2 separate regions of the Mus musculus genome follow, and region 1 is linked to region 2. The links are chromatin loops, found by intact Hi-C in ENCODE. Cell type or tissue: left cerebral cortex. All regions are shown on one strand. Region 1 overlaps Ccser1 (coiled-coil serine rich 1). Region 2 has its middle 31 kb from the start of Gm35386.

Region 1 (5,000 bases), 750 kb after region 2:
ACAGCAACAAAATAACAAAACAATCTAACAAAGTAACCCTGGGGATTTTTTTAGGCTCTTCTCTGTGATGGACTTCCAGTTTTCACCCCAACATTCTTGTTGCTGGTCTCCCCAAAATAAATCAAGCTCCTTATCCTGCCATGTGATTCTCTGAGCCAGACCCTGTTATCTTCTTTCAACAATAACAGCAATGGTTTGCCAGCAGCTTGGCTATTCCTCTAAGAAGAGGTAGACTCATTTAGCTCTCGAATGGCTTTTTTTGATGTCCTACAGCATTCTTCTTCTGTCACTTTCAGACTGCCTGGTCTGTGTTCGGTTTTTGGGCAGAGCATGCTTACCTAGAGATTCTGCACTTGTTTTTGCCTCTTCCAGAAGATTGCTTCCATTCTGCTCATGCCCACATCACCTTCACACTCAGCACCTTGGATCTCATCCCTCTGGTTGTACAAAGCACATCACTGTCATGGGCTGTGTTTCCTTTCTTGTTGGTCCTCCTCCATGACTGGAGCAGGTTGAATAGACTGAATATTACTTTCTTCCATTGCCTGTAAAAGAGTAGCCCCATTTTTAAAAAATCATTTGCCAATACATAAAGCTGTTTGTGTGTGCTGGGAAAATGTCACTCAGACATTTCTGTGTAACAAGTTGGATCCAAGCTTCCCCCTTGGATGCACAGGCAAGCTTCTGATTTTGCAGTTTACCAGGAGACAGCCTCTCTGCTGCTGCTGTCCCTCTGCCAACTCCTGCTGTTCTTACCTTTTTTTCTAAGACATGCCTTTGAGTGTTAGTAGTAACCACTTATAGAGCACCTTCTTATATGCATGAGACACGATGAAAGCAAGTTGTATTTGAGCTAGAAAGAAGCGGTATGGAGACACGTATGTGACATGTACGTGTGTATGAACAGGTACTTCCCAAAAGTTCTGTGCATGTGTTTTCATGACTCAGAGCCAACCACAGAGTTGTTCCTGCTGATTCTCTAATCATATGAAGATACACAATCCCAGAACAGTGCTTACCATGCACACTGTGAAACATGGGCTTTGGTGAAAGTGGATAATGATAAATTGAGATACATGTTGAAAGAGTCTGTAATTATTTTTAAATGAGCCTGACAGCACAGGCTTGCCATGTCAACCCATGACAGAGCGGAAGTGAACTCACATGGTAGCCACACAAAAGCAGTGTTCACAACCCCAACCACGGATGAGTGGGCTGAAGGTTAGGGATTTCATTTTTCCTTCCTCCGCAGTACCGCTCACTTCCACTTTGACTCCTCTAACATTTGTGTTTTCCCACGGCCACAGGGTGAGAGTCTCTGTTACATATCACATCATCTACTGCCTGCAGTGATGACTACACAAAAAACACACACCTCTGATTACACATGCTTAGCGTAGCCACCACCAACTTAATTAATGCCCTCCATCATATTTCATTATTAAAAATTCTTTTTCTTCGAGTAAGTTATATACCTCTAACTGTATTTTAGTTTTTTGAGACTAGGTCTCACTGTGTGTCCCAGTTTGTTCTTGAATGCACATCTGTTCTCCTGTCTTAGCCTTCCTAATTCTGGGATTACAGCATAGAAAGCACGGCCAGCATAAGTCCTACACTTGTTTCTAGATTAAAAGGTCTTTCTTTCTTAGCATTTTAGCTCTTCCTAAACTTTCTAGTTAAGAGTTAAAGATTTCTTTTATTTACAAAGGTTTTGTTTTATCAGACACCATTTGTATAAACAAAAATTACATTGAAAATAATATTTTAACATAATACTTTACCATTTAAATATATTAGGATATTTTTGATAATTAAATGCCCATTAAATTAGTTTTATTAGGTTTATTTGAATATTAGTTTTAAAAAGAACCATTCTTTTGTAAATCAAAAGACAGGCTTTTGTGCCCTCTGCTGATCACTATGTGCAACTGCAAGTGGTTTTTTTCTGAAGTAAACTTTAAAGCAAATGCAGTTATTTCATTGTTAAGTGAACAGCAGTTTTAGATATTGATGAGGCTCGTACACTTCGGATATATATTATTAGTTGGCATCTAGTTGGATTATCATCCATTAAAGGTTGAGTTAAAAATAACATTTTATTTTTAAATTGCTACAATTTATTGCTATTATTTCGTGGGTGTGGGAGATATGAGTATGTCTGGGGGCATATGTGTGCCCTGATGCACCCATGGAGGTCAAAGGTCCTGAGGCTTGAACTAGGTTGTCAAATCTGAATAGCAAGTGCCTTTACCAGCTGAAGCATCTCAACTTATCTCACAAAAGGAGAGCCAGAGAGCTACCTCTTCCCCCATACCTCATTGCTCCTACTTATGAGCAGCAGGTGACAAATAGCCGGCGACGGTCTGGTCATAGTAGTGATATGGAGGTTTTCGAACCTCAAAGCTGGCAGGAATCTTGGACTGAATCACTTTGTCCCTCTGATTACCGAGGAGTAAGTACAGTATGGCAGAAGATAAAGGAAATAGCTTTAATTAGGAAGTTAAATTGAACTGTAACCATCAGAGAACCTTCAACCTCACAGATTAACTTTAGACTGAAAATCACTAAAATATAAAAATTTCCAATTAAATATAGTTCAAAAGTAATGGATGGTTTAAAAATTCCTAACATGTTTTATTTTTTTAAAAAATATTTTACTTTGGAATATTAACATTTGAAAAGTATAACCCTCCAGGGATTTCTTGTGTTTTGCCTCAGTTCCCAGGCTTTTCCCACACCCATTCTCCTGCTCCTTGCAGAAACAACCACTGTTATCTGGTTTTGTGCCCCACACGTTTTTTTATTTATTTTGAATGATTTTTATTCATTTTACACGAACATGTGTATATTCTTCCATATTCTGACTCTTATTAGACTACATTATTCTGTATTACTAGACTCTCTTATTCTCTTACCTCTAACCTCAAATCAAATTTATGAGTGTATTTCCATTATTAAGATCTTATTACACATATCGCAGATGTCTCCATTGACAACAGCTGAAGTAATAGTCCATATTAGGCATAAACACAGCGAATGGTTAGAAGTGCATCTTCCCAGACATTCCCACATGTTTTTATGCATGTATGAATGTTCAATATATTTATTTGGCATAGTATTTCCTAAAACATACAGCTGACATAAATATATTTAGACTATCATTTAGGATCTTGATTATAAAACGCAATGGTCTGGAAAACTTTCCTATGTTACTTCATATTTTCAACTAGTCTGTGTAAGCTTTGTCTGTTACTTTCTACAATAAATCTCTTTTGCCGCTGGACATCAGCACTGTTTGAAGTTTCACTGTTGCGCGTACCCTGAATCTCGTGGCGCGCACCTTATGCCGACTTGTCCTGTTCTCCCATAATGCTGAGCTCTGGAGGGCTTTTTGTTTCACATTAAAAAAAAAAATCTCTAAATGGTGCTGTCAGTGTGACTTGCGACCTCCTTATTCCCCTCTTTTATTAAGCATAGATTCTTTTCTCATACAATATAATCTGAATACAGTTTTCCTTCCCTCTACTCCTCCCAGTTCCTCCCCAGTTCCTCTCCTACCTGGATCTGCTCCCTTTAAGTCTCTCATTAGAACGGAACAGGTGTCTCAGAGATAACAATAAAACATTACAAAATAAAATAGAGCAAGATAAAACAAAAACAATCATATTGAAATTGGACAAGAAAGTCATCCAGAAAAATAAAAGTCTCCCAAGAGAAGGCACAAGAGTCAGCACTTACTTGTTCTCACATTCAGGGGTCCCATAAAAGCAGTAAACTGAAGGCTATAGTGTGTCTGCAGAGGACCTGGTGCAGAACCATGCACAACCATGTTGCCGCTTCAGTCTGTGAGTTCATATCTTTGTTAGTTGTTTTAGAGCGGAGGTCCCCAACCTTCCTAATGCTGCAATCCTTTGACCCTTTGTTCCCCATGCTATGGTGAGCTCCAACCATAAAACTATTTGATTCTACTTCATAACTGTAATTTTGCTACTGTTATGGATCATAATGGAGCTATCTGTGTTTTCTGATGGTTTTAGGCAACCCTGTGAAAGGTCATTCAACCCCATAAAAGAGTAGGGCCCACAGCTTGAGAACACGTTTTAGAGGTTCTTGTTCTCCAGGTATCCTCTGTCCCCCCTCTGGCTCCTACAGTCCTTCTGCCTCCTCTCACAGGGTTCCCTGAGAAGGATTTAATGGCGACATCTCATTTAGGGCTGTGTATTCCAAGATCTAGCTCTCACCAGAGAAAAATTCTAAGGAAGAACTGCTACATCTTTCTGCTAGCTTATCTGATGCAGACCAAGCCCCAGCTTTTTATTTTATATATCAACCCAGTTATTTACTCCAGGTTTCCTTTTTTTTTTTTTATTATCCTATGAGTCAGCATCCCATGCCCGGCCCCTTAATTTTTAGAAAACAGCAAGTATACGATTTCTTTTAACATTAAAAATGAGTTCAGAGATCTACCTGTCTCTCTTAAGCACAGACGTTAAACTAGCTGGATGGAACTCAATCCTGAAATTACCAATTCTACCACACCTGGGCCTAACCTTGCTCTGTCCCAGGCTGACCTTGAAGCTGGAATCTGCCTGCCTTTGTATCTTTCTGACAAGATGGCTCATCAATGCAGCTGACTCTCTTCCTTTAGATTCATAAAGCTCCTTATATAATTTGTATGTATCCTTATTTTTGCATAGATGAGAAATTATATATATTTCTAACTCATACTTTTAGAGTTCTTTTTCATAGTCTTAAGGGCTGTCCTGAAGATCCCAGCTTTTACCATTTTCTGAGACATTAGCCACACCTTTGCCTCCTGGACTCATGCTATCTCAGATTATCATGAAGTCATTAACATTAACAAAGAAGACCTTCCTCACAGGAATGTGAAAATATGTACACTATTGTACAAACAAGTCTTATGCCCACAGCAGTCATCAACACTTGTGCAGGTCCACATTGGCTGGCCCTCTCCTAGGGACAGGAACCATGCCAATTTG
Region 2 (5,000 bases):
GTTTATTAGGCTGCGGTGCCTTCTTTTAAAGCATACATCCCGGGGAATAGGGGAGGGGTCGAGGGGGAATTTTACAAAGAACATAGAAGCGGGCTTCTGCTAACATGGGTGCCGAAGTGAGGTGCCAGGCATCGGGCACTCTGCATCTTATCTCTAGAACATAGATCCTCCTTGACAGCCTTTTGTGCCAGGCTGGGCTCAGGCATAACTCATGTCCTTGGATGGCATGGAAGTCAGGAAGAGACAGGGAAGAGGGGACTATAATTCAGCTTTTACAGCCTCAGGTGCCAGGAAGGGAAGAGAGAGGAGGAAGTAATAACCAGCTCCTATCACGAGGCCATTTGGCCTGTCAGGGAGATTGTGAAGGGCTTGCTTTCTCACAGGATGGTCTCTGACACTCTAGACTAAACCAGAAAGGAATATAAAATTAAAATCAAACAAACAAAAAGCCATGGAAAGAATATACAGAAATGTGTATTTTTACACTATGTGTTTTTTCACACAATGAAAAAAAATCAAACTTTCAATTTTAAAGTTCATGAAGAAGAATCCCAAGTCAATGGCATAAACCAAAACTTCAACAAGATCATAGAAGAATGTGTTCCCACAAAAGAGAGAGAGAGAGAGAGAGAGAGAGAGAGAGAGAGAGAGAGAGAGAGAGAGAGAGCAGTATAAGAAGCACAGATACCAGGGAAAAAAATGTCCACAGAATATTCCAGTTAAAACACTAAGGAGATATAACAAAGTGTTTTGAAAAATGAAAGAGAAGAAATGTAAATCACAAAAAAAGGAAAATTCCATCAAAAGACAGTTGCTTTAGCAATAGAAACTTTAAAAACCAGATGACCTAGCAGCAATGCATTCTGTGTGCTAAATGACTATGAAGGTTAGCCTAGGCTAATAGTCCCCATAAAAATACCCACTGTAACTGAAGGAGAAAGAAAAGCTTTCCAATTAACAGACTAAAAATTTTATATTCAACAAACCAAACCTAAAGAAAATAAAGGAAGCATTATTTGGTCTGGAGAGGAATAAACAGCAGAGGGACTGTGAACACAAATATGAGTCATAATTATTAAAACACAAAGGACCATTAAAGTACACATACAACACCAAAACTCAGCAACATGAAAAGCACAGTTAACAAACATTTAAATTATAATTAGGGCACAAAACAAATATTTACAAAATCAAAAACTTTCAAATGACTCCTGATATCATATCAGCTCAATTGAAATTGAATTTCAAATTGAAATTGAAATTAAAATTAGATTGAAAGCAAACAATTCTACAGTAATTACAGAATTTCATGAAGACGAAAAAACTCGTCACTGAATGATGACACTGGAAAATTGGGAAATGAACGTAAAAAGTTTTTAATCTAATTGAAAACCAAAATACAACAACAAAACCTCTGAGACACAATGACAGACCTTTGAGGGAAATTTCTAGATCTAAGTCCCCCATTTGAAAAAAAAATCAGAGATTTCAAATAAATAGCTTAATGAAGTAAGTCAAAATGTGAAAATAAATCAAACCTAATAATAAGGTAAGGAATAATAAAAGCCAGAGCAGAGATCAGTGAAATAGAAACAAAGAAAACAATACAAAGAACCATTGGCTCTGAGAGCTGGTTCTTTAATCAAATTCTATCTTCAGAGAAACTGGTGGCTAAGCCTTACCTATCAGTGGGGGGAAAGCAGGAGAAAAAAGAAACGGTATTATTAACAGCAAATGATATTTATATATTTAATTATTTCTCATTCCCCGGCTCCAGCAATCATTTCTTAGCTACTTAACTGAAACAGTGACAAGACTGTGGGTTCATGTCATAGTTTTGAGTCCTGACCCTGCCACATAAGCCCTCAACCATAATACAATACATTAAATGTGACATTCCAGGGCGGGTTTTAGATCCTCATTTTATTTCTCTTAACAGTGCTGCCTGGGTTTGGATTTGTCTAAGAATTTAGATAAGATGGAAGGCAGGTTTTTAGGTTACCAGAACTCGAGGACTCACTGGGGTCAAATGTTTGGTACTTGAGTAAAAATTGACACTCAAGCCTGGATATAAATCCAAAATGTCATAGTAACAGAGCAGCCAGGCTTCTCTGTTACAGAGAAAAATGTCTATGAATGTGGGTGTCTGCCACAGCAGGCACACTCCTGGTTCCCATAGAACACTGTCATCTCACGCTGCTGGAACAGTGCTGGTGGAGCGCCAGATACTGAGGAAATTTCAGTGGCTTTCATATGAATGAGAGGTGAATGTTGCCTGCTGAAATTAGAGATTTATATACTAAATGTGTTTATCTGGCTGGCTGAAATTTAATGGTGTTAGTTGATCGGTTTCAAAGTGTCACTAGATGGCAGTATCGTCCAGCTAGTATGCCACAGTTTGGATTCCGGATGTTTAATTACAATCACAGGAAAGAGACTAGGAAGTGGAATTTATTCCGTTCCAGGGGAGTGTTGTCCTTGACATAGAAAGACACTCTTTGAAGGGTCGAAATGAGGCACGGACAGGGTCTCAGACTCTTGGGAATGCTAGGAATGTCCAAATTTGCTGTAAACCAAATCTCTGCAAAAGAAAAATATTTTGACTGTCTGATTTGTTACAATTTGTTAGAAACTTTCAAAATTATGTTTCTCATTTAATTTTTCACTCTAGATTTTTTCTAGATCCTCTTTTTTGAGAAAAAATTAGCATGATTATCTCTCTTTGACCAAAATTTAGAGTCTCTTCAGGCCAGAAATTCTAACATACCAGCTGTTTATTTGGTAAACTGGGGAAGGTTGGTTAGCATAAGATGGGTGGCAATGCATGAATTTTCAGGGGTTGAAAGGTGGTTTCCAGGTCTGACATGTCCTATGCTATGAAGAAAAATTCCATGTGTTAACTTTTATCTAAGCTGATGGTGACTTTTCAGCTCGGTTTAGATACTTATATTTATATATAAACTAGTGGTTGTCAACCTTCTCAATGTGCCATCTCTTTACTGTATATTTTGGTAATTTACATCCATATATTTATTGTCATTGCTACTTCATAATTTTAATTGTGCTGAAAGTTTTTATCATAGTGTAAATACCTGATATGAAGGATATCTTATATTCAACCCTCTGTGAAATGGTCATTTGACACCCTGAAAGGGATCACAACCCACAGATTAAGAACCGAGACATAAGATTTTAGCCCTTGTACTTTAGTAACCACCCCAATTTTATATATATATATATATATATATATATATATATATATATATATATATATATATATTGTTTGTATGGTTTTGAAAAATACTAAATTTTCCAGAAACGTGGATACAATATGAATCCAGAGTACCTTACTTTTTTTCTTTTATAACCTCCTGCAATTTGTTTGTTCATTTTTGTGGTGGTTTGAATAAGAATGGCCCCACAAGCATATATATTTGAATGCTTAGTCATCAGATAGTGGCATTACTTGAGAACTAGTATCTATTACCTTGGACAAAGTGTATGAGGAGGGGTCGGCTTTAGGGTTCAAAAACCCAAGATAGGCCCAGTGTCTCTCTACTGTCAACTATTCCATCACCATGTCTGCTCGTGTGCCCCCATGCTCCCTTCCGTGATGAAAATGGACTAAACCCCTGGAAGCAAGCCCGAGTCAAATGCTTTCTTTGAAAGGAGTTCCCCTGGTCATGGTGTTTCTTCACAGCAATACAACAGTGAAAAAGACACATGGGAAAGACAAAGAACTATGAAATATCATATAAACACCAAATCTTCATAGAATATAATTGATGCAGGAAAAAAATGTCAAACCAATAGACCAGATCCCTTTATGAGTTTGATTCTAGGATAGAAGAAATCTTAGAAACATTTATGTAAACACTGAATTTAAGCTTAATGGTAGCTACAATTACTGTCAGATGACATAGTTATGATCTGAACATGGTGATTATACACTCTTCCCCTGGATGATTTCAATGTAATGTTAGAGCCCATAAAGGAACTGTCAATATATAAAATACACAAAGCCTCATTTGTCTCCTTGAAATAAAATCCCACTGCCCCTTAATTTTCCTACCTTACTGTATCATTTTTTATTTTAATTTTATTGTAGAAATAGCTATATAAATATTTTTATGACCTAGAAAAATAATGGAGAGTCAGTTTTGGGTTTTGTTTTGGGTTTTGTATTGTGTTTGTTTGCTTGTTTGTTGGTTTTAAAAATTCATTCCTCTTCAAAATGAGGAAAGTATGCAAAGAGAAGACTAGCTGCAACTTTTGAATATCATCTCAGCTCAACTCAGCAATGAAATCCAGGGAAATTTTACATACTAGAACAAACTGTGAATGGGAGGCCATTGAACAACTTGGGATTCTGCTAAGGGGCGGGGGGGGGGGGGCAGCGAAAATCTGCCACTGCTACTGTGTGATGAGAACAAGCTGCATTGACAGTGTGAGCAAGATACTAAGGAGCACAGGGGCCTGAGCGATTAATCCTGCCTGAGGGGTGATCTGTGCTGAGCTACTAACATAAAAGATGGTAAAACAAAACAAAACAAAACACAATGTTCTGATTTCTCTGAAGGCCTTTTACTCCACCTTCAATAAAGGCAATACAATCAGAAAACTGATGGTATAAGATGGTTTTAAAAGACACCTATAGGAGAGCATCATCCTGAGTGAGGTAACACATTCACAAAGGAACTCACACAATATGTACTCACTGATAAGTGGATATTAGCCCCAAACCTAGGATTCCCAAGATATAAGGTACAATTTGCTAAACACATGAAACTCAAGAAGAATGAAGACTGAAGTGTGGACACTATGCCCCTCCTTAGAATTGGGAACAAAACACCCATGGAAGGAGTTACAGAGACAAAGTTTGGAGCTGAGATGAAAGGATGGACCATGTAGAGACTGCCATATCCAGGGATCCACCCCATAATCAGCATCCAAACGCTGACACCATTGCATACCCTAGCAAGATTTTATTGAAAGGACCC

The links. A loop is a pair of places that touch in the nucleus more often than their neighbours do. Peaks named below come from ENCODE experiments on the same cell type or tissue, not always from the same donor. Only the 100,000 strongest peaks of a DNase experiment are listed, where the experiment ranks them.
Region 1: it touches region 2 in a loop (9-fold over the local background); 13 of 42 quality-filtered maps call a loop at or near these places.

What each region holds. Positions count from the first base shown.
Region 1 is chr6:61,299,908-61,304,907 of GRCm38, forward strand. All of the region lies in intron 1 of Ccser1 (coiled-coil serine rich 1), which reads left to right. Among named protein-coding and RNA genes, the nearest start is that of A730020E08Rik, 120 kb to the left of the region's middle. In left cerebral cortex, a CTCF peak has its summit at 1,926 (motif pointing left); DNase peaks (open chromatin) are centred at 792 and 1,927.
Region 2 is chr6:60,553,627-60,558,626 of GRCm38, forward strand. No RefSeq gene overlaps it. Among named protein-coding and RNA genes, the nearest start is that of Gm35386, 31 kb to the right of the region's middle. In left cerebral cortex, a CTCF peak has its summit at 2,376 (motif pointing right); a DNase peak (open chromatin) is centred at 2,367.